2 separate regions of the Mus musculus genome follow, and region 2 is linked to region 1. Evidence: chromatin loops called from intact Hi-C (ENCODE). Cell type or tissue: heart. All regions are shown on one strand. Each heading gives the region's core, and the rest is flanking DNA. Links, peaks and the distances in the headings are about the cores only.

What was found. Peaks named below come from ENCODE experiments on the same cell type or tissue, not always from the same donor. Only the 100,000 strongest peaks of a DNase experiment are listed, where the experiment ranks them.
Region 2: a loop joins it to region 1, with 2.3 times the contacts of the local background. A loop is called at or near these places in 2 of 42 quality-filtered maps.

What each region holds. Positions count from the first base shown.
Region 1 is chr10:84,226,476-84,234,811 of GRCm38, reverse strand. No RefSeq gene overlaps it. Among named protein-coding and RNA genes, the nearest start is that of Gm46201, 110 kb to the left of the region's middle. In heart, for the core only: no CTCF peak of the experiment used is centred there; a DNase peak (open chromatin) is centred at 4,181; H3K4me3 peaks cover 280 bases; H3K27ac peaks cover 2,898 bases.
Region 2 is chr10:84,384,974-84,393,309 of GRCm38, reverse strand. It overlaps Nuak1 (NUAK family, SNF1-like kinase, 1), which reads left to right. Exons shown (of 7, transcript NM_001004363.2): 4 at 989-1,054. Among named protein-coding and RNA genes, the nearest start is that of Nuak1, 52 kb to the left of the region's middle. In heart, for the core only: CTCF peaks have their summits at 1,151 (motif pointing left) and 4,610; DNase peaks (open chromatin) are centred at 389, 3,305, 4,549 and 5,799; H3K4me3 peaks cover 2,539 bases; H3K27ac peaks cover 7,580 bases.

The DNA.
Region 1 (8,336 bases), core at 59-8,058:
CATTCTATAAGCATAATTGATTAAAATGTTGGGCATTGACTGACAGCTTAAATTTTACTTCCTCTCAGCTAGAGGTGTGGATATTGGGCAGAGAAATCCTCTTGCCATCTTGCCCAATCCTGAAGCTATATGTAGTTGAGGGGGTCCCCAGACACTAGTCATCTCATTGTATATAAAGGACAGCCATCACTCTGGAGATTCCCAGAGTCACAGACTCTGTTTCCCAGGAAGCAGATAGACATTTGGCCCTACAGTGCTAACTCCAAGAATTCTCTCAGAAGTTATCAGTGCTCTTTACTGCAGCAGACTTGGTCTGGGAAGTTCGATTTGCTGACTATCTGTCTAGCACTCTTTACTCAAAATTTTGAGTCAACTCAGTAATCACGAGGGTCAGTTTCAGGGCTACCTACAGACAGCAACATCCATAGACACCCAAGTAAGTCCCCTTCATAAGTAGGTATTATATATGCTTAGGATCTATGTATAGCCTTCAGTACTCTTCAGGTAACTTTTGATTCCTAATGTATACTAAGTTTGAGTTGATCGTCATTAATACCATTAGAGCACCAAAATACGTTTTTTTAAAAAGTCTGTGTGTTTTTAGTATATACATATTCCTTTAAAATATTTTCAATCCGTTGTTAGTTGAATCAGCAAAGGAAGAACTGGTGGACATGGTGGGCTGACTGTGTCTAGCTTGCCTAGCTATTTGAGTATCTTGTTGTCTTACATTGGCTTTAAAGAATATTTCAGTGTCCAGTCAAGTTAGTTCCCATGTTGTGTTTCTTTCTCAGTGTTTTTTTCCTGTTATTCTCTCATATTGATATTTCCATGTGAACTTTCTAAGCATTTGCATATGGATAAGCCTGATATAATTAGAAATTTAAAAAAACCCTACAGGCCTAGGAGATGGTTCAGGGGATAAGCACTTGGTGGGTAATTGTGATGCCTAGAATTTGAGTCCCCCTTATCTGCATGAAAAGTCTGGTGGACATGGTGACCCTGGTGGACATGGTGACCATCTTGTAACCCCAATGTTTGGGAGGTGGAGACAGGCGATTTGTGTAGGTGAGCTGTCTAGAAGACATCTGAGTCTGTGATCTTTGGGTCTAGTGATAAATAAGAGCAATTAAGGAAGATGCTTGATATCAAACACACACACACACACTTATACCTATGAGCAAACACTTATACACCTATGCACACACACAAATATAAACATTCTCACAGGACAAAACCTATTCTTGTGTTGCGCTTCCTCCAGGAAAGCCCCACAGTGAAAACTGAACTGTATCATGCAACTATAAAAAAAATCAACAGTGAGCTAAGGTGGAGGTAGGTCTCCAGAAAGCCTCGGGAAAAATGTGTTGCTGAACATGGTGGCTCACTCCTATAATTCCAGCACTTGAAGACAGAAGCAGGACCAGGAGCTACAGCATCCCTGAGCTACATAGTAAGTTCAAGGCCAGCTGAGCTACACTGATTCAAAACATATATGCATACACATATGTGTATATGTATGTACATGTTTGACTTTGAGCGAAAAGGTTCTTGGAAAAATCCATATTATAAGAAGAAGTTTAGACACAGTCTGGTTTCCACTTGGATTTCTATGAGCAAGGATGCTAGCTAGCCTCAGGTGCGGTAGACCTCTGGGGGACAGGGCCGCATCAAACAGTGTCTCCATTCCTTTCTAAAACACGTTGTCACAGAGCGAGGACTACTTCAGTCTTCTGCCTAGCCCAAGAACTTGACTTGGAAAGAAGAGGAAGAATTGGGGAGGGGCAATCAGATCATACTCAAGATGAAGTCTAACATCCACCTTCTCTAGGGTCTGGGCTGTGTGAAGAATGAAAACGAGGGGTCTGGGCTGATTGAAGAAGCTTCCTGTTTTGCAAAGGAAAACAAGGTTGCTCACCTGTAAGCTCAGTTTCTGACCTGTGTGTCTAAGCTCCTCCTACTTCTCCTTAATGAACATACAGCAGGTTCTGGGACTCCCCCATGCCTGTACCCCAGTTTCTCTCTTCTCTCTCTCTCTCTCTCTCTCTCTCTCTCTCTCTCTCTCTCTCCAGTTAAAACATGGAATCTGTATACTGTTTATCTCTGGATTGACCCAAGTATTTATGATGAAAGAAAAAATAGAAATAAAGTTTACCTCTGTCTTAGCCACTGTTTTAATACTGTGAAGAGACATCATGGCCAAGGCAGCTTATAGCAAAAAAGCATTTAGCTGGGGATTTCATAGAGTAGGCCATGACCATTGTGGCAGGAAGATAGGCATGGTGCTAGTGCAGTAGCTGAAAGCGTATATCTGACCCACAAGGTGAAGGCATAGAGAGAATAAGACTGAGCCTGGCATGGACTTTTGAAACTGCAAAGCCCCGCCCTCAGTGACATATCTTCTAATCCTTCCAAGACAGTTCTACCAACTATGGGCCAAACATTCAGATACAGGAACCTATGGGGGGCCATTCTCATTCAAACTACCACAGTCTATTATATTAAAATGATGCATTCTATTTTGTTATCTAATAGATAGCATTTAAATAGACACTCACGCCTAAAAATGTTGAGAAACCATTTTGAAATAGCTAAGCTATAACTGCATCTGATAGGCCAATAAGAATGCCTCCTTTCCCCCTCCCCTTTTCTGAAAAGAAAAAGAGAAGGCAAGAAGATGGTAGTGGAGTGGATGGGGGTGGGGGGAGGATGGGGAGAAGGGAGCAAGGAAAAACTGAGGTAGAGATGTAAAATTAATTAATTAACTAACTAACTAACTAATTAATTAATTAAATTTTCAAAAATGAATGTCCCCTTTCCTAGTATTGTATTCACTTTCCTAGGTTGTATTTTGTTTGTCTTGGTTGGTTTATAGTTTCAGAAGCTTAGAATTCAATGAATTTCTCTGTGTCTCTGTCTCTGTTTCTCTCTGTGTCTCTGTCTCTGTCTCTCTCTTCCTCTCTCTTCCTCTCTCTCTCTCTCTCTCTCTCTCTCTCTCTCTCTCTCTCTCTCTCTCTCTCTCTCTCCCTCTCTCTCTCTCTCTCTGTTGTGCTGTAAGTAAAGGCTACTATGTATAACCTTTATTTAAATTCAATATATCAGACTTACATTTAGAAAGCTTAAATTCCATCTTATTTTGAGGTTGTTATTTAAATATGTTGCATTTTCTTCATGAATTAAAAAATGTTTAGAAAGGAAAGATTAATTTCAAATGAAGCAAATGTAATTGCTACTATTATTGAGCAAAGTTTGGCACATATATACATGATTTTTGTTTATTTTCTGTGTGTGGCCCTGGCTGCCCTAGAACTCACTCTGTATTCCAGGCTGGCCTTGAACTCATAGATCTGCCTGTCTCTGCCTCCTGATTGCTGATATTAAAGGTGTGTGCCACCACTGCCAGATTAATTTTTTTCTTTTAAGTAAAGAAAAAAATCCCTATTCTTACACAAGCTATACATCACACAAACTAATATTTTATAATATAATTTTAAGATTTTTAAGCCCTAGTTGAACAAATTTTTAAAAATAGAAAGTTTAAAAGGAGCAGATAAGGAATGAAAATTTCCTTTTAATCATAGTCCAGGTTTAAAGTTTATATTCTTAATGGCAAGAAAGGAACCACGGGAAAGATTTAATTGGTAGTCAAAATAAAGTAAAATAAGATAAAAACTAAGAACAGAATCATTGAAAATATTCTTTGACATGGCAAATTGTTACTGGGCTAAGAAATGTGTATTCTACTGGTAATGCGGACACATCAGGAGCTGTGCTATGATAAGCAGGATCCTGAGATCTGGAGGTCTTTTCAAGGACTGGAAAGTCTAAAGACTCCTTGGCTAATTCACCAAACCCTTGGGGTCTGCACCAGGGTGTTGGAGACAGGCAAAGGGCTAGGCTCACTTCCTGCCTCAGTTTCCTCATCCACTAACAGTGTCTGCTGCTGAGTTCCTGAAACTCTTTAGGGTTGTCAATCACAGATTAACTTCTCTTTCATTGGGTGTTTCCTCTGCCGTGGATTGGCCCCACATTATTTGGTCTGGTAGGCAGCTCCCGCGGTTCATTGGCCTCTCATTTGCTTAGAGTCAAAGCTCCCTCTTCGCACCTTCTTATTCTAGCCTCTCATGCTTGGACCGCTTCCAGCTCTCTAAATCCATAACAGCTACTCATCAGCACCCCTCCCCAAGTCAGCCAATGCCATGTTATTTATGGCATAGTTTATCTTATTTGAGAATGGTCCAGGTCCTTTCTGTCCTTGAGCCCTTATTTGTCACTTGTCCTTATGACAAGTCCCGGTGTATTAATAGTCTGTGACTCATTCAAGGCGCCATTCAACAGTACAACCACCGGAGCCACTCGAGTAGGAAGACGGGAACGCGATGATTTCACTGGTGGGTGCCCTCAGATAAGCTTAGCTACCCGTAGGTGGTAGCACTGATGGGGGCTTTATTACCTGCTAGTCCCTTCATATAGGTTACTTCTTTATGCTTCCCATACCTGTGCCAAGTGCGTATTTTCTATTTTGCAAATGAAGACATGGAAGCTCGGAAATGTCAGCTGACTTGCTGCTGCAGTTCTCAGTGGGCACATCCACCAACCAGAAGCAGTGTGTTCCACACCCAAAGGCACGGTTTCTCTCCCCTACTGCCTGGTGCAGTGAATGTAGAATTTCCCCAGTGGTTGCAAGGAGACTTTTGTGCCCACCTGGACGTTATATTTCTACTCGGAATTTCAGAACATTCAAACGTGCTTGGTAGCTTGTTCCCCAGTGTTCTCAGTTGAAGCATCTCTTTATGGGCACAGCACATGGGCTTATGGACAGGTGGGCTATGGTTGTGAGCATCTTTGCCAGGCTTGTCCCTATTACCCCAGGACACAAGAGCTGCCAGTGTTTGTAGCATGCATGAGCCTAATTAGCAGTTTTAAGCGATCAGAACATCAAGTGCCTTCCTCTTTCTGCTCTGGAGACTTTCAAACACGCCTGCAGCATTGTTCTCTGTAATCCACAACATCCCCTGCCCTCCAAGGTAGACTCCAGCATGGGTTTCCTTGTACATCACGTTGCCCATTCCATACGGTATGTGGGCTGTGCTAGAGATGTTTGTGTCCCTCAGAGGCACCTGCTATAGGACTCTGGAGTGTTTGTCTCAAGTAATGTATTCTGTTGCAAAAGGCAAAAGAACCAATATTAATTAGGTGCAATTCCCAAGCCAAAAATGATACTAGCTGTTTTGCATGCATTATGTCATCTAATCCTCACAGGAATCTAAGAGAGAGGGACTTTAAAAGCCATTTATCAATACATGTACAAATAACATCGAAAGCAGAGGATGTTCCCAAGTGTGCTCTGTGGAGATGAGGCTGCCAAATGCAAATTAGGAAGAGACAGTTTCTGGAACACATAGTTCAGGGAAATCACAAGCTTTGAAGCAAGTAATTGCAAACACCACGGATGCTTGTGATATTCACAGATCAATCAGTATTCCTGCTGCGGTGAGCATTGGCTTTGTGACCACAGCTGCTGGGGTTCTCCATGAATCCCTTTACTATCTGACTTAGTGATTCCCCACAGCATCTTTAGAAGATATACAATCATGAAACACTTCTCTTGCAGGAACAGGGGTCTAGGGAATTAATGAACTTGTCCAAGTTTCCGTTATCACAGATTTAAGAACCAATTTTGTGTAGGCGTTGAGGCAAGACGGTGCAGTGGTTATGAGCAAGAAGGGACCAGGCTTTGGGGCTTCAAACTCTGTCTTCTAGTTGTTTCTTCTAAGAGCAATGACTCAGCTCTCTGAATCTTAGCTGTCTCTGTACAATGTAAAGATTATGATCTCATTCATGGTTGTTTCTTACGTTACATATAGGGAAACTGGAACCAAGGCTATAATCTAGGGTCCAGGGCCAAGTGGCAAGGTTGGGGCTTGGCAAAGTTGACAGATGCATCTCGGTCATTGGTGCCTGGTTACATTTCAAGTAACAGTGCTGTCAAGTTCATTCAGTGCCCAAGACCCAGTTTAATCCCTGCCGGAGCTCATCTTGATTGACCTTGCCATTGGAGCATTACTGGCTTGAGGTCTTTGAGGGCTAACATCCTTCCCCAGAGACTGGGTTGCTTCTCTCAGGGATGGATTCATTTTTGGAGAGAAGGCTGTTGTAAAGCACCCACCCATCCTCTTCTACCCCCTTCTCTTTTCTACATATCTTGCTTGCCATGCTCACACACACTCCTGCCATACGAAGTGCCTCCTAACCGTTACCACAATACTTTCCAGAGCAACGTGTTTAGATACATGTGTGTGTATAGATGGCCAAGGAAAAGAGTTAAGGTGGGCAGAGAGCTTGAGATCTACTGTGTGGGTGATTGGGTGCTTGGCTGGGGTGGGGGATTTCATTTGCAGAAGGGTTTTCTTTGGGGGACAAAGGAGAGCAAAAAGAATGAACAGGGTATAGGTAAATGGTCCCCATGGAATATTTCAAACTTCCACCACAAGTGAGTATTGTGTAAATGGTGTTTGAAGGTTGCATTGCCATGTTTATTTGTTCTCTGAGGATGTCTGTGAACAGCAAGCCTGGTATATGTTCTGGGAAACACACACACACACACACACACACACACACACACACACACACACACACACACACACACACACACATTCCGGTTGTGCTGGGGCTTCCTAGCTGTCAACACATCCTTGATTTTGCTCTGGTGCCAGCTGATAACCACCATCAACGTCTTGAAAATGCTAGCAGCTTCACAAGGCAGCCCTTACCTGGGTGGGGCTGGATTGTTCTAGAACAGAACAGCTCCTCCTCTTTTTATCCTTCACCACAACCTTATTAGGACCAAACATGTTTTCTCCTTTCCCTCAGACATGTATCTTCTTGTCTGGCTTTCCTCAGGTCCAGATTTGTGAAGAGGATTCATGGAAAGCCCCTGATCCTTATCTCAATAAGATTCACTTCTAGGAGGCGTTGGATGTCTTGCTTTCTACCCACATCCCAGCCCTGTATGGCAGGGTACACACAGTCAACTGGAAAACTATTCTTATTTCTTTTAACTGTACACTAAGTTTGGACTTTTATTCTTCTAATTATCTCTGTGAACTATCAGCTTCCTGTAACCCCGATTAGTTCTACCCTCCTTCAGGTCCTGTACTTATCACCAGGGCTTGTGCATGGAAGCAACCTGCCCTGTCCTCTTGTCTTCCTTCCTTCCTTCCCCAAGCAAACCCACGCCCACAGTTTATTTCCTAAAATGCAGATCTCATCTGAATCCCTTCATGAAGGGTTTCTCATCATGAAACCCTTCTTCAAAGCACTTCAATGTTCCCCTGGTATCTCCAGGGATATGGGCTGGCTCATGATAGAGATTTCTAGAATAAAATGGACCAGAACTTTTATACCAGACCCGTGAGAACTCGTCAAATGACTTGGTTTTGTAGTTGACATGCAGAGAAAATTCTTTATTTCTTGAGGAAAAGCTTTGCCTACAGTTTTGTTTTTAGTGGCTCTCAGGATTTTCTGGGGTGGGTGGGTGTGGGGACAGTGTTTTCTTATTCAATAAGAGATAGGGTGTGGAAACTGGGAGGGACTGGACCCTTGACAATATGTATTTAGGTTTACTAGACTTCATAATGTGGCTTGGCTCCTAATCACTGACTGAAGGACATAGATTCAAGAGGCACAAAGACATCCATGAGTTCTCCCTACTCTCCTCGGTTCTCCATTCACAGCAAACAGCTGAGCTCTTCATTCACAAACACCATGAAAACACCAAGAACAGCTTTGATTTTAAGTTCTTGACTTGGTCTCCTCAGGAGGTGTTAGGTATTAGCTGGAATGACGTTGAGGGCATGGGAAAACTGAGGCACTGAGCAAAATGAGGAGAGTTCCCAGGTCACAGCTGGTACTCAATCTCACCTTCTGATTCATAGAACACACACGACAGCTCTCTAAATCACTACCTCACTGGGATGGCTATTTTGGTTTGTCAACTTGACTACAGCTGAAATGAACTAAAACCCCAAAATGCGGAGGGGGGCACACCCATAAGGGATTTTTTTTCTTAATTGGATTACTTGAAGATTCACTTTGAGTTGGGAAGACACACCATTAATCAAGGTCTTTTTTATTTTATTTTATTTTATTTTATTTTATTTTATTTGAGACAGGATTTTTCTGTGTGTCCCTGGCTATTCAGGAGCTCTGTAGACCAAGATGGTCTTGAACTCTTGAACTCAGAGATCCACTTGCCTCTGCCTCTAATGCTGAGACTAAAGGCATGAGCCACTATGCCTAACCAGTCCAGATCTTTTGAAGTGGGAAGACCCTCT
Region 2 (8,336 bases), core at 313-8,312, 160 kb before region 1:
TCGGAATCTCCGGACACCTCCTGAGAGCTTGGATTAGCAAAAGCAGTAGTATGAATACTTGTCATCTCTCTCCAAGTTGGTGGCTGTGGAGACATTAGAAGCTGTCAAACGGAAAGGAAAACAAACTGAAAGAACCAGCTACAGGCATGTTTGATATAGCAGCTTTCTCCGCAGAAGCCATTTACACAGCGGGGAATGCTGGGAACCTACTCCCCCCACATCCACATCCAACATGGTCCCCAAGCACTCTTTCTGTCCACCCACCCCAGAACCTTCTCCGCAGCCCATTGGTGTCCTTTCCCTTCAGCTGGCTTGCTGCTTTCAAGTCCAGTCCCAAATTGGCCAGAGTTTGCCTGAATGAAAAGGTCACGCGACATAAGAGTTCCTAGTGGCTCTGGTCTCATTGGCCTGCACCCTTTTCATCAGCCCTGAGTCCTGCAGAGTGGAGAGGGACTTTCAAGTCTTTCCAGCTGGCTGCTTAGGGAGTATCTAAGACAAAGCTTTAGGAGACTGGGTCAGGCCTCTTTCCAGCATGAGGGATGCAGGCAGACAGGCAGGCAGGCAGGCAGGCAGGCTGTCCCTGGGGCCCTGTGCTCCAAGGCACCCACTGAGATGTCTGCTGTGTCCCTGGGACCCTGTCTCAGACACAGTGGAATTACATTCCCACAAAGAATCCCCCTGCTGGTTTACAGGCTCTGGGGGGGGAGAATGGATTCCAGTCATTTTTCTGTTAACCACACAGAAAGTGACTAATGCTCTCCTGTCGCTGGTTGCTGTCTGGGGAGCGTCCTGACAGTGAGAGCAGGCCTGAAGGATGGAGGTGAAGACCACCGGGACTGGCTGGTGCATTGCTTTCATCTGTCAGACTTGTTCCCTGTGCCCGGCCTCCGCTGCCCCCTCCCCAGAGCTCTCTTGTCTGTCATCTCACACGCTCCTGCTCTGGCTCCTGCTCCTGCTCCTGCTCAGTTCTTCCGTTTCCTCGTTGCAGAATGGTGTGGTCCACCGGGACTTGAAGCTGGAGAACATACTGCTTGATGACAACTGCAACATTAAGGTAAAACTCAGCCGGGGTGTGGGTATGGCGGGTGGGCGTGGCTCCTCATAGCCCGGATCTGACACAGCCGCTCCCTCTGCTGGTTGGTGGGCTCTGGGAAAGACTCTCATCAATAGGCTTATCCAAACAGTTTAATTTAGCAGGCATTACTGAGTCCCCTACAACCTGCCAGACTCTCTTCTCCCTGCTGGGACAATGACTGACACACAGTCCCTGTCCTCAGGAAGCTCACAATCTGGAATTCTTACCACAAAAGTAACACACATATTTCATAGGTGTTTTAGTTCCCATGTGCTTAATACTTTCATAAATGACTCTTTCAGGCAGCATGTGAAATGGGCACTGTTCATCTTATAACTCACATGTACATAGGGAAACTGAAGCACAGAAAAATCAGATAACATATCTGTAGTAACAGTTATTGCTATATAAGTTCATACCACAATGCAGAATGTGCTAGAAGGGCCCCAGATTATTTTAAACCTAGAAGTCGCCTCACTTTTTTTTTTTCCGTCTTTGAGGTAGCATCTCATGTAGCCCAGGCTGGTTCCAAACTCGCTATGTAGCTGAGGAGGACCTTGAACAGATGGTCCGCCTCGCTTTACCTCCTTAGTGCTGAGACTACTGGCAAACAATCCAGAGCCCACTTAGAAGCCTTGCTCTAGCTGCCGTGCTGTGACTTCCCACCCCATATCTCTGCTCCTTTCTCCTCACCGTCTCACACTTGAACCAGCTATGGAATTGAGAGCTGGGTAAAAATGGTGGTAGTTCAAAAAGGGCGGGTTGGGAGCTGGAGAGATGGCTCAGCAATTAAGACCATTTGCTGCTCTTCTAAAGAACCTGTGTTTAGTTCATAGCAGCCATGTTGGGGTGCCACCCATAACTCCAGGGGATCCCACACCCTCTTCTGGCCTCTGAGGACACCTGCACTCACAAGTGCACAGGTCCACACACCAGACACACGGACCTACGCATAATTAGAAACAAAAATCAATCTTAAAGAAAGGGCGAGTGAGTGATGGGGTTCACATTTATTTCTGACGGCTGCTGAAGCTGGAGAGCGCTCTAGAGGGCTCAAGGGCTTCCTTGGGAGCACTCTGAATGTCCCTCAGACCCCTCCACAAAGCAAGCAAACACCATTTCAAAATCAATGGAGCTTGCTGTACGGGTTTCGTTATGAAATGGCCTCAGGACTGCCCACAAGAGCCCTCAAATGGACCCTCCCCAGACAAGGGATAGCAACAACTGCACGTCTTCCTCTTCAGTTGCCCCTGTCGTGTCAGTCAGTGGGTGTGTGCTGGACCACATCCTTACTTGGAAGGCTAGAGCTGTTTTAGGGTCTGTAGAACATGGCTGTCACGAGCATCCTTTGAGCCGTCCTTGAGAGACACATCCCCATGGCCTGCCACTCACGGAAGAGTTGACCTCAGTTACATATTTCTGTCCAGTCCACCGAGCCTGGTGAAAATGATGGGTTGAAACAGTTCTCCTTCAGAACAGGAAATGAAATCTCAAATCCCTTTTTGGCAAGTGGCTGGATTATTCTAGAAGGAGCACTAACTATCAAGTGTAAAAATTATGGATTGGGGATGTGTTTCAGATTTCAGATTTCACTTGCTAAAATTGAAAATTGTATTGACAGGGGGAAAAAAACCAAAAAGCCAACTTATGGGCTGTGGGGCTTCCCAGCTCCTTGACCTTGGAAAAACCCCACATAACCCAGTTCCTCCTGTTACAAAATACATAATAATAACAGCCACAGACTTGCTCTAGGTATTTTCTATGTTCAGAATTAAACTGTCAGAATCAACCGTCTGCAAATGAGTCCAGTCTAGGAGTGGAGGCTCTGGAGTTGGATGGCCCAGGTTTGTGTGGTAGCCCTGTCTCTTGCTGATAGCAGGGTTCAGGATAAATTTCTCACGCACTGAACTTAGCTTCTCCTGTCAGGTAGGAAGAAGAGCTGTGTACTGTTTGTTTATTTTCCCCAGTCAATTTTTTCCCGAGAGTTTCTGTGGGCAATCCCCAGTTCTAGGTACCGACAATAAATGTGAAAGTAGTTAGAAATGCATTCAGAGGAGGTGGTGCTTAGCTGTGTCCATCCCAAGAGCTTGCCTAAGTCTAAGTGTCTGGCCCCTGCAGGAGGAAATGCATGGAAAGCCAGAAGCTTGGGCAAGTGGTTCTGGGATGGGGTGGTGGTCGGGCCTGCTGTCAGTTTGGACCCTTGCCTTCTAAGGGTTCCATATCATCTGTTGATCTCAGTGATACCCTGTCCAGATTCTTCCTGCCACCTGTCGCCGGGAGCCCTCGGAACTAAATGTAGACTATACAAGGTCTGGAATGTGAGCCTCTCGCCTGGGGATTGGGTTCTGTGGTACAGTGGGACCTCTTGGTCCCATGCTGTAGCCCCAGAAGTGATAAGGTGCATAGCTTCCTGTGGAGTCATAGAATTCCCTAATGGAGCAGAAGAATGGCCAGAATTCAGAGAGCAATTGTGTTGGGGACAATGGGGCAGCAGCCTGGAAGAACAGCTCATTTGTAAAACCCAAAGCAACAGAGAAGTGACTGTAGGGCATGGGGCTCCTGGGGACCAGGTTTTCCACCTGAGAGCCTCTGTTTTTGTATCCAAGTAGCACACATAGTACTTAATTACAAAAGTCAACTTTGGTCCTATATTTTTCTTTGTCTGTTTTCTTAGGAATCTCTGCTCCTGACATTGCCCAGGGTGGGAACGTGTGTGAGCATGTGTGTGTGTGTGTGTGTGTGTGTGTGTGTGCGCGCGCGTGTGCGCACACTCACACATAATCAAATCTGTCCTTTTAACAAGTCATTATTTACTGTTTCCTCCGTTGCTGCAGAGATGTCAACTAAGACCTGATAGTCTAGTTGAAAGAACTTGTTGAGGGTCGATTTCCAGCCTGGACTGTCTAAGGGGTGTGCCTGAGATCAGGAGTTTGTTGTCTTTCTCATTCCAGAGCATCTCCTGGTGCCTGGCACATGTAAGCATTATAACTGATTGATTTGTGGGCAAAGGAGCCCCTAGCCAGGATTAAAACTCACTCCCATGTTTGACTTCCAGGCAAACTCCATCCTCTTGCACCCACTTCCAAGTGTTTTAAAAATGTGTTTCAGCTGGTGCTGATTTGCCTTCCGGCTGCATGGGAATCCGCGCTTCCTGACTCAGCACTTTGCAGATGCATATTTAGAAAGGACAGTTGCTGACAGAAGCAGTCATACACATGGCCACAAGCTGGCCTTCTGTGTGAATGAAAGGCCATCGCTGCCTGGCCTAGGGGGACCGTGGGTACAAATGGACTACCAACCAACCGGATGTGAGTGGCAAGATCGATCGTGCTAAGGGCAGGGGGAGTGGCTGTCACATTGTGGGTCCACCTCTCCTGTGGCCCCGCGGGAAGTCTCTAAAGATGCTTCTGGCTGGAATGTGTTAGATGTTGCTGCAGTTTTGGTGTGAGCCATGTGACTGGTTGCTCTTCCCTTCTGTGCCTTATGCTGATTTGCAATGAGCACATCTGGTTTTGGAAATTATCTATCTGGCCACGGCAAGAGGGTGCGGCTTCTAAAAATATTCACGCAGTCCAACGGCAGAAGGAATGAGCGCGATGCGCTAGCTGCCTTGGGTCGCATTCCACCCTCTGTGGAAGCGTGGACTAAAATAGCACCCAGCCTAGCATTAATTTGCAATTAATGAAAACAGGCCAGATTCACATCCCACTCTCTGGGAGAATGGAATGCTGACCATTCCCAGAGAAGGCTCCTGTAAAAGTGCCTGCCGGAAGAGGGCCAGGCGCCCGGGTCAGCTGACCTCCTCTTGCAGGGCTGGGAATCTGCAGGGCTTTCAGAGCTCAGGAGAGAGGAACAGAGGGGAGATGATCTACTGCCCCTGTGACAATGGAGGCATGGCTGCTGTGGATAAGAGAGTCGCTTTGAATGGCAGTGACAAGAAGAGATAGAAATCTTGGCAGCTTAGCAAGGCGAAGCTTGGCATCATGGACCTCTGGGCTTTGGAGTGTGAGAACTTTGTAGTCTTGCATTAACTCCTTCATTTACCCATCAGGTGCACCCGAGTGTGTATATGTGGGGTTATTTATATCACAGCATACCTGCGCTGCCTGAGGTCATTCTTCTATCCTTTCAGGAGCTGAATATCTAGTATAGAGCATATGGCTTGATCATAAAATACTTAACCAAGTGTCAAATGCTATGTCGTTAGTCCTGTGCCGGGTGTTGGGGGATTTAATGGGGGAGGGATGGCCAGGTCCCTCTTGTCTTGGAGCTCTGAGTCTGGTGGTCATTTAACTAGTAGTGATAACTAGTCACCAAATATTAAGAAGGCAAAGAAGATAAGGTGTGCCCCCCTCCCTGCAGTGGACTTGGGGTTTCAGCTGGGGCTGAAACCAATAAACAAAAGAGTATGTGATCCACTTGTGCTGTGAAGGAGGTTGATCAGGGTGGGGACGGCGCCTGGCAGTGCCGTTCAGTGAATCTGGTCCAGAAAGGCTCCTTTGCATTGCCCTTGAAATCCTCAAATCTACAAAGCTTTCTCTGCCTTCCTGACCTTGGAACACACGGTTCCCTCTGTCTGGAATGCCCTTTCCATTCCCCCTTATCTGTCTATCCTCTAGGGGGTCTTCCTCCAGAGAGCTTTTCTTATCCCTTGGCAGACCAGATGCCCCTGTGCCATCTGGACGTGCTAAACAGGAAGGGGTGGGTCTGTCTAGCCAGATGGAGCAGAAAGCCTTTGAGGGGGAAGTGGTGACAGGCAGAGTTCTGAAGGCTGGGGAAGGGTCTGCTGGGGAGGGATCTGATGATGAGCTTGCAGAGGGAAGGAAACCGAAGGACGAAAGCACATTTGCTGAACTCCTGCTGGAAGCCAGAGCCCTGGGCCAGACCTTCCATGTGTTGTCTCCTTTCGTCTTTAGAATGTCCTCACCAGGGTGGGACCAAGTGCCTCATTTTTTTTTTTTTTCAGACAGGGAAATTCCTATAGCTCATCAGGAATGAGGCCGACTACAAACCTCTTCTTCGTTATTGCCAACCCCAAGATTTGCCCTGTCTCAGAGCCGGCCATCCGATAGGCCTTTCATATTCTCTTTATCTGAGTGCAAGTCTGTATCTGACTTGCAGACAGCTGCCCTAGGAGAGAACCTCAAGTGCTGATGTGCCGATGACCAGCTGAGCAAGTGCAGCCACATAGGACACTGGAGATGTGTATGCAGCTAAGTGGGGCTGGGTGGGTGTTAGCATCCTTTACTAGGTAGCTCTTGCCACACCCTCTATTAAGAGTTTCCCAGATTGCTCCCGATTGGTGATTAATGGTCTCAAGAAGTAATTCTTCTGAAGATGAAAGCCCGTCGACTCCCTACCTACGGCTCATTGTTCGGGTTGCTGCCCTCCTTCCGACTGCATAGGCCAGTGGCTGTCCAGGGTAAAGCCACAGTAATTAACTCCAAGGCCGGAAAGGAGCGATGGAGTGTGTCTTCCTGCATGGAATTACTATCTTCCTGTAGTTACAGAAAGCCTATTTCCTGTGAACAATAACTCCCTTTGACATAGAGTTTAACAGCCAGGATGGCTCTGGGAAGGCTCCTTGGGCAACACAGGTGCCTCAGTTTCTTCCTCTGCCAAGAGGGAATAATAATAATAATAATGATAATGATAATGATAATAAAGACCTTTCTCCAAGGGCTGTTGTGAGACCTGGTCACAGAGGTTTATGTAAGGCTCCTAGGCACTGACTGGCTCACAGCTGTGCTCCTGTGATCAATACAGCTCTTGCCCACTTGAGTTTGATTCTCACAGCACCCGGCAGTGCTGTTGTGGATCCGTTTCCTAGCAACTGAGACTCATAGATGTAGGAGTGTCACAGTTCTGTTATTGAAGGCCTGCTACACAGTAGACCTGGGGTTCACACTTGCCATGTGCTTGTTAACTTGGTTTCTCGACAGCCCTTCCTAGTGAACCACAGTGTCACTGTCAGCCATGTTTTACAGGTAAAAGTCTCAGGCTCAAGAGGGCTGAAGTACAAGCGAAACCCCTGGGGTTCTTGTCATAATGCAGCTCTCCGCCCAGCAGGCCTGGGGCAGGGCCTGAGATTCTGCTTTCTAAGATGCTCTGAGATGCTGGTGATGCTGGTGATGCTGGCTCAAGGACCAGGCAGGAGTAAGGCTGGACTGACTGGCATGCCTTAGAACTGCAAAGAGATGGAGCCCGGATTGAGACTAGCGTACAGAAGTTCTACCTGCCTCGGTTTTTCCTCCTCCCCAAATGCTGCCACTCACACTGGACACGCCCCTTTCATGCCTAGGTCAAGGTCACTTCTCTTGGCTCTGAGGTTGGACAAGAGTTGTGAGACCATTGTGTAGATAGACAGGTCTTTATTTTTATTTTTATTTTTATTTTTATTATTATTACCGAGTAATGACAAAGTCTAAGTCCAGCCCCGATTCTTAGGACTCCTAAGCCTCTGATCTTTGAGTGCAGGGAGCTTCCTCTAGACACCGGCACGGGCTGGCAGACATTCCTACTTATCCTTGTCATAAGCCTCCCTTGGTAGCAGTTAAAATCGACAAACTGGTACCTCTTTTTGCATCACCTGAGCTTCTTGTTCATAGTGACCTTGGGGTTGATTCTTTTTTGAGGATGCCAAAATGTGCATAATGTAACGTAAAACCTCCTGCACTTGGGTGTCTAGCACAGAGGCAGGAAGCATTCTCAGTGTTGTAGAACCATCCCAGCCCCCAGCTGCAGCCCAGCAGCCCAACTCCGCACCTGGTTCTCCACGCCCATTAGGTTCTGGCTCCTTGCTTTTGCTTCTCTTCCCCCCAGGCCCTGACCATCACTACCGTTCTCCTGTCTATGATTTGTCTACTCTAGGGACCATATATAAATAGAAACAGACAATGAGTGTCTTTTGTGTGTGTGTGTGTGTGTGTGTGCCTGGCTTATCTCATATTGCACTTGTCTCTAGGGTTCAACTGGGTTGAAGTGGGGTTAATCCCACTGACATGTGAATGATCCCCTTGACCCCCAAATTTATCTTTTCCACTCTGATTTTCACTTAGCAGGGCACACTTCCAAAGGAGATGGATAGTTACACAGACAGTCCAAATTAAACCCTTGAGATTTACCGTCTCTGATGCCTTTCCGAGTGGAGGCTGAGCGGCAGGGTATATAGAGTGAGGTCAGAGGGTGGTTCTGATCCAGCATGGGGGCAGGGCAACAGTTTGGCAACAACAACATACAAACAATCAATAAAAATCAACCA